Regions from separate parts of the Homo sapiens genome. Here region 2 is linked to region 1. A link is an interaction called in ENCODE POLR2A ChIA-PET data of the cell type or tissue named here. Cell type or tissue: Panc1. All regions are shown on one strand.

Evidence for each region. ChIA-PET counts read pairs that join two places held together with the same protein. Peaks named below come from ENCODE experiments on the same cell type or tissue, not always from the same donor. Only the 100,000 strongest peaks of a DNase experiment are listed, where the experiment ranks them.
Region 2: POLR2A ChIA-PET joins it to region 1 with 5 read pairs; 2 of 35 experiments call an interaction of 5 or more read pairs at or near these places.

Annotation. Positions count from the first base shown.
Region 1 is chr12:1,316,800-1,320,799 of GRCh38, reverse strand. All of the region lies in intron 15 of ERC1 (ELKS/RAB6-interacting/CAST family member 1), which reads right to left. Among named protein-coding and RNA genes, the nearest start is that of LINC00942, 180 kb to the left of the region's middle. In Panc1, no CTCF peak of the experiment used is centred here; no DNase peak of the experiment used is centred here; H3K4me3 peaks cover 306 bases; H3K27ac peaks cover 3,361 bases.
Region 2 is chr12:1,382,695-1,386,694 of GRCh38, reverse strand. The region is part of intron 16 of ERC1 (ELKS/RAB6-interacting/CAST family member 1); the gene reads right to left. Among named protein-coding and RNA genes, the nearest start is that of LINC00942, 120 kb to the left of the region's middle. In Panc1, no CTCF peak of the experiment used is centred here; no DNase peak of the experiment used is centred here.

The sequences.
Region 1 (4,000 bases):
AACCCGGGAGGCAGAGCTTGCAGTGAGCCCAGATCGTGCCACTGCACTCCAGCCTGGGCGACAGAGTGAGATTCCGTCTCAAAAAAACAACAAAAACCAAAAAAACACTATCAACTAGAATTACAAATACATACTCCCTTTGTTACATTTTGGAATTTATCCTGCAGATATACTTGCATACATGTGAAATGACTTTTGTAATAAGGTTATTCTTATACTTATGAAAATTCTGCATTACAAATTTGTTAAAATTCTGTAGCATTGAATGTAATGGCAAACTGTTAGAAGTAACTTAAATGTTCATTAATGGAGGACTAATTAAATATAATACTATGGAATACTACTCTGCTGGAAAGAAAAGGGTGAGTAATGGTGTAGAAAGATATCTCAAATATAAAAGTCAGCAAAAATGTAAAAGATGGATAGTATCCACTACACCTAACAATTAAGGAGATGCACACTTTCATACACATTTGGGTGAGAGCACATGTGGGGTAGAGCCTTTTATAAGAGTGCTTGAGCAACAGTTTTCAAAATAAAATACGCCATTATGTTTTGACCCAGCAACTCCATTATCTATCCTAGAAAAATATGCTTACATATGTGAAAAGATGCAAGTATAATGATTTTCTTTACAGTATTATCTGCAATATTACACAACTGGAAATAACCTAAACAATCTTCAACCAAGAAAGGATGAAATAAATAATGCAGTATCTATACACTGGAACACAAAGCACTTGTTAAACAGAATGCAACAGATCTTTATGCTGACTTTAAAAAATAACCATGAATATTCTTCCACTGAAATATAAATTGCAGAACAATATATCTAACATTGTATATATAAAATCAGAAAAAAGGTAAAAATAAGAAGCCGCCCCCCTGCATACAAACACACACACAAGTATTCTATATGCTATTCCATTTCTATCATAGCTTTAGGTACTTTGAAAAGTTATTACAGGTAAGGGAAAAAAATACAGAATTTAAATATGCCAAGCACATTTTTGTGATGGTCCAAAACAATTACCAAAATTCTGAGGCTTTCATTTTCTAATGATGAACTCAATTCATGAATTTGTTTCAATAATGATACCAAAATGTAACATATATGAGCCTAAATGGAAAGACAAAATCTGAAATACATCATTACAATAAAGTCTTGCTAATAAAATAATCCAAGTGATATTTTAGTACTAAAATTTATGGGACTGACCAGCTATGCATGGATAATGGTTGTTTATTTACTTGAAAGAAAATAATAAATATCTCATATCATACCTAACAGTATCCTGCATATACAGAGAGCTTAGTACATAAATAGGAAAAAGCAATGTAAGAAACAGAAATTGTGTAATATAGAAACTCAAACTGAATCATGTGATAACAGGCACATGCTTTGGGGGTGAGTGAATGAGAATTTTTCTATTTGGTATACGAAGGAAAGCAGAAAGCTAACAAACAGAGGTAAATACTATCCTTAAAGCGAATATAAAAAATATACTCACATATAATAAGGGATGAATTAAAATCAAATTTTATTCTTAAAGTTTCACTCTTAGCAGAACTGGATAGTATCACTGTTGACTTTTAAAGCAATAAAACTGACGCTGACTTGAGATGAAGGGATGAAAAATGAAGAAAGTATCACTATAGAACATAAAATAGCAGAAAGCAAGCATCAGTTCAGAAGTCAGGAACATGGAATAAATAGGACAAAGTTCTGTGCTTTGTGAACCTTCCCCCTTTATTGAGGAATGGCATTTTCTGACACATAATTACTCCCACAGAGGAAATGCTTTTCCATAACCTCTTCTTCAAAATTACAAAGAGCTGAGAATTACACAGTAAATTTCTGGCAGTTAACTTGGAGAGACTGTTGCTTGGAGCTGCTGCACCCAAACACTGAGCTTCTCAGCAAACGGCCTGCTGCAGCCCGTAAACTGATCTCTGTGGAGGCCTCACCGAGAGACCCACACGCTCTGCAGCTCAGTGCCAACAGCCTTTCAATGCTCCAAAGCTTCACTTGCAACTCTGCATAAATTGCCAGTTTCTCTTGGCTCCAGAGACAGCTTCACCTGCAGGGTTTCACTTTTCTGTCTGACACCTTAATGTTGATTTTCCTACGCACTACAAAAGAGCCCTCTCCAGTGCTTCTCACACAATTACACAATCACTCTATTGTAAGTCAGAAGAGGATTAATGATTGAGTTTTATTTGATTATAGTCTTGATTAATCCTGACTTTGTTTAATTTGTGACCTTTGCTGGAATCCCAAGGGCTGGGAATTAGAAAATGCACACTGTACCACTGTACTCCGAACAGTTTGAGCTTGCCAATTTATTTCATGCCTCATTAGCCACAAAAGCTATAAAATTTTAGTCCAAAAACAGTTCCACATTTTTTCAGAGTACGGGTACAAAATTTTGTATGAGCTTTTCATTTTGATTTAAATACAGTAAGCCAATAATTAAGTCTACCCTAGTTATACCCATAGGGTTCTAATTCCAACTGGCAGGTATCTCAGCAAAATACCAAACCCCAGGCAAGTCACATCATGATGCAGCTGCCCTGATTTCCCAAGGCTCAGATTTAGTTTTTGTGAAGGGCAGAAAAAATAAAATCTGCTTTTAAAAAATCCTCCCAAATTACAATATTCCTTGATAAACAAATCTTAAAATAGATATCACATCATGGAAATTTTAGTTCTAACTTGAAAGCTCATATATACTTATTTACTATTTGAGAATAGTATTTGTAAATTTTTAGTTATTTACTATTTCAGGATTAGGTCTTTTAAAACATTTTTATAAATAATTTACAATATACACATGCTACATAAAATATTTACCTTTTAGAGTTCCCAGAATCAGCAAATTATTTATGAGAAACTATAGAAGAAGCCCCTTTATGTGACACTCAAGTCTGCTAGGTGATTAACTAAAATATTTCTTAAAGAATAAAGAAAGTATATAGAGAGTGTTTTGCTGCTTTGAAGCTGCTTTGCTGGTTTTTCATTTAGACGAGATCCAAAGATCACCATATAATCTGATGACTTAGGTTCAGTATTGTCTTTTTCACATCCTTTTCAGCTCTGGTTGTGTGAAAGTGGGGCTAGTCAGTATGCAGACATTTGAAATACAATGCCAATTTCAAACTGTGAGGTTTCAAAAAGTCTCCCAATATTCAGTAACTGTTAACCTAATTCAACAGCAGCAATTTTTTTTTGGATTTACTTTTTTTAAAATTATACTTTAAGTTCTGGGATACACGTGCAGAACGTGCAGGTTTGTTACATAGGTATACATGTGCCATGGTGGTTTGCTGCACCCATCAACCCATCATCTACATTAGGTATTTCTCCTAATGCTATCCCTTTCCTAGCCCCTGATCCCCCGACAGGCCGTGTGTGATGTTCCCCTCCCTGTGTCCATGTGTTCTCACGGTTCAGCTCCCACTTATGAGTGAGAACATGCGGTGTTTGGTTTTCTGTTCCTGTGTTAGTTTGCTGAGAATGATGGTTTCCAGCTTCATCCATGTCCCTGCAAAGGACATGAACTCATCCTTTTTTATGGCTGCATAGTATTCCATGGTGTATATGTTACACATTTTCTTTTTTTTTTTTTTTCGTTTTTGAGACAGAGTTTCTCTCTTGTTGCCCAGGGTGGAGTGCAATGGCATGACCTCGGCTCACTGCAACCTCTGCCTCCTGGATTCAAGCGATTCTCCTGTCTCAGCCTCCTGAGTAGCTGGGATTACAGGTGCCTGCCACTACACCCAGCTAATTTTTGGTATTTTTAGTAGAGATGGGGTTTCACCATGTTGGCCAGGCTGGTCTTGAACTCCTGACCTCAGGTGATCCACCCGCCTCGGCCTCCCAAAGTGCTGGGATTACAGGCATGAGCCGCCATGCCTGGCCACGTGCCACATTTTCTTTATCCAGTCTATCATTGATGGGCATTTGGTTTGGTTCCAAGTCTTTGCTATTGTGAACAGT
Region 2 (4,000 bases), 66 kb before region 1:
GTATACTTAGACATGTGTACTTTTTAATGTTTTTTTTTTTTTTGAGACGAAGTCTTGCTCTGTTGCCCAGGCTGGATGGAGTGCAGTGGTGCAATCTTGGCTCACTGCAACCTCTGCCTCCTGGATCCAAGCGATCCTCCCACCTCAGCCTCTGGAGTAGCTGGGATTACAGGTGTGCACCACCATGGCTGGCTAATTTTTGTATTTTTAGTAGAGACGGGGTTTCACCATGTTGGCCAGGCTGGTCTCAAACTCTTGACCTCAAGTGATCTGCCTGCCTTGGCGTCCCAAAGTGCTGGGATTACAGGTATAAGCCACCATGCCTGGCTGCATGCATTTCAATTAAAATTTTTTTTGTGACCGGGCACAGTGGTTTGCGCCTGTAATCCCAACACTTTGGGAGGCTGAGGTGGGCAGATCACAATGTCAGGAGTTCGAGACCAGCCTGGCCAATATGGTGAAACCCTGTCTCTACTAAAAATACAAAAATAGCTGGGCATGGTGGCAGGCACCTATAGTCCCAGCTACTCGGGAGGCTGAGGCAGGAGAATCGCTTGAACCCAGGAAGCGGAGGTTGCAGTGAGCTAAGCTCGTGCCACTGCACTCCAGCTTGGTCGAAAGAGCAAGACTCTGTCTCAAAAAAAAAAAAAAAAAAAAAAAAAAGGGCTGCATTGCAAGAAGCTTTAAGCAACAGAGGAAATGATCTCTGACAAGGAGAGTAATTTCTGTCAATCATGGCTCATGTTTTTTCTTTTCCTATAGTTATATCATTATGGTAATAAAAAGGAGGATATTTCAGTTATGGCTCCTTACTAGACGACACAAAAGTAAGAGACCCACTTAGTCTCATCTGAGATTGTTAAAATATGTATTAAGAGAAATAGTTACTTCAGTGCACAGCCATAAGAAGAGCTGCAAGTCAGGTGCTGGTAATTTCATCTACCATTCAGGAGGACAATGCGGGCTTAGGGAACATTGCTGTGACTGTTGTCTTGATGTCTAAATACAAAGAGAGCTCTAGATAGCAATTAGCTCAACTAGAACCAGCCTTAAAAACAGGTTTCCTTCTGTTCTTCCTGGCTATTGTTTCTCAATAATAAGATAGATAGGGGCCGGGCGCGGTGGCTCACGCCTGGAATCCCAGCACTTTGGGAGGCTGAGGCGGGCGTTATCACGAGGTCAGGAGATCGAGACCATCCTGGCTAACACGGTGAAACCCCCGTCTCTACTAAAAATACAAGAAAATTAGCAGGGCGTGGTGGCGGGCGCCTGTAGTCCCAGCTACTCGGGAGGCTGAGGCAGGAGAATGGCGTGAACCCGGGAGGCGGAGCTTGCAGTGAGCCGTGATCACACCACTGCACTCCAGCCTGGGCGACAGAGCGAGACTCCGTCTCAAAAAAAGAAAAAAAAAAGATAGGAAGGTAATTGCGAGGAAACTTGTTAGGAAAAGAAAACTTGATTTATAAGAATCTTTCATTTAGCAGAAATTGAAATTAAGAAATGTTAAACACTGTAGACTAGGGGAATATGATGCAACTGTGTCCTTTCACTGGCTTCAGGCCAATGACTGAGAACCAACCAGGCTTCTCTAAGCGTGTTTTATAACCTGGGTCTCAGGAGACAGTTTGGTGTTTGTTTCCAGGTGTGCACTTTGGGTGTACTCGTAAAGTGCATATGTAGATTTAAACACAGTAATATCCATTCAATCTCTTTGTATATTTCTAATGAATCAGCTTGTTAAAAGTTAGGTAGGCCCAGACTGTACATGTTCCAAATTATTTTCTGAGAACCCATAATTTTAGATTTAACCATTAGTAGGTTGTAATTTTCTGGGAGACCAAGAAAAACATCATATCCAATTCTAAATGCTCCATTCAGGAACAAGGCTGGCAATACCATAAACTTTAAGCATCTCTACCCTGAAAACCAACTACCACAAATACTGTTTTAGTATTAAAGCTCAACAATTTATTTATTTAAATTCTTATATTTCATAAAACTTTTGAAATATAGGGGGAAAATACTGAACTTCAGGTATGATAGATGTTCTTTCTTCAACAGTCACTATTTTCTATGAACTTTTCAGCAGCTTTCCAATCACTCATCTCTATGAGCTGTTAAGTATGCAAATTAATTGATTCTTAAAATTAAAAAAAATGCTGGTGGCTAAACACTATCTTAATAAATGCTGTGCAATACTTTGGAACCAGATTTGCATACATCTTGTCTATGTATACATGACAGTAATAGTATTTTAATAACAAAATTATTTCCAATGGTAATTTAGGGTTATGAGCACACAGATTTTCGAACTTAGCTGCTTAAAAATCAGCTTATCATTTTACCCTCTCCTCTGCTGTACAGCTGTTCATTAATCCAGTCAACTATTTATAAGGTAATTGTTAAAATTAGAAGACATCTTTTTAATACAAGATTTAGAAAGCAGTTTGACCTGTCAGGATTCTGAATTAATTTTTTAAAATTGGGGGCAGTCCTTTACAGTAATGTATATATTTTCACTGTAATTTATAAGGGTAGATTAAAGTACTATTTATTACAACAGAGTATGATGGGGTTATTAATAATATGGCTGAAGGCTATTGAAATCTCTCACCAAAAGCACATGCTGTAATGATGGTAACACATTTTGGTGTAGTGATCAGGAGTGTCAGCTCTGGAGTGATATGATCGGCTCTGAATCCTGCCCTGGCTCAGCCACTTATGAGCTACGGGACTTAGGGCAAGTTACTTAACCTCTTTCCCTCTCTGTAAAATGAGGATAACTCCACTTCTGAGGGCTGTAGTGATGATTAAATGAATTAATTCACATAAAGAACTCAAAATAGGGCTCAGCTGCCTAAACGTTAAACAGTATTTTCTTGAGATGACTAATGGCGTGAATACTGTTTTCCAGAAAGTCATGTGATAATACATTTGGTCATGTAAATTACAGCTTCTGAAAACGGCACTCAGTGACAGCTAATATTCTAGTTTAACACCACTCCTATTATCCTTGAATGCAAATATCATTTAATTCCACATTCGCTTTTTTTGTGTGTGTGTGACAGAGTCTTGTTTTGTCACCCAGGCTGGAGTGCAGTGGTGTGATCTTGCCTCACTGCAACCTCCGCCTCCCAGGTTCAAGTGATTCTCCTGCCTCAGCCTCCTGAGTAGCTGAGATTACAGGCGCATGCCACCACACTTGTCTAATTCACATTTGCTTTTAATGAGTATCTACATTAGTTCAAAAGAGACCAAAAGAGGCAGCAGGAACAGATTTTTGGAATATATTGGTCTGACTGGTTCCCACCAAGAGAAGTTTAACGGAGGAGGGAACGACCCTCAAACTAATCTTTCTAGTTTTACATATGCTTAATGAGATCCTCAGACCAAGGTCAATGAGCATAGGAAAGGCAGCTATAAATCACACCACCTGATGGACACAGAAGAAACAGGGAGAGGAGGGCACCAGCGTATGGGCAGGAAACCTAGGTTGATTTATCTGCGTTGAGACAATTCAAGAGGGATCAGGAAACACAGAAGATTTATAAATTAATTCCCTGTGGCATCATAAAAGGCAGCAGTTTGACGATAGGAAAGGCAAGTTAGATTTGATGCTGGAAATGAAGGGAAGAGTCTTATCAAATTGTTGTGAGGGATTTTCCTACATCTGGAAATGACGACAAAAAAATGCAACAGATGGATGAAAGGAGCCTGGGATGAGTCCAGGTTTCCCCACATTCCCAGCCTCTGGACTTTCTACTTATTAGTAACTCCAATCAAGCAGAATTCATCAAAATATGATCTATTTCTTTGAAGGATTCAAAAAAACCAAGATTTTTTCATCTTCATAATGCAATATTTTTTAATAAAATAATACTTTCATAAAAAAAGCAAATTTCTATAGACAGAGTTAAACAATCTTTACACACGTTTTCTTATGCTTTTTGATTTGCTTCTTTTTAAACTCTTAATGTCAGCCTTTAGCAGACGATACAGC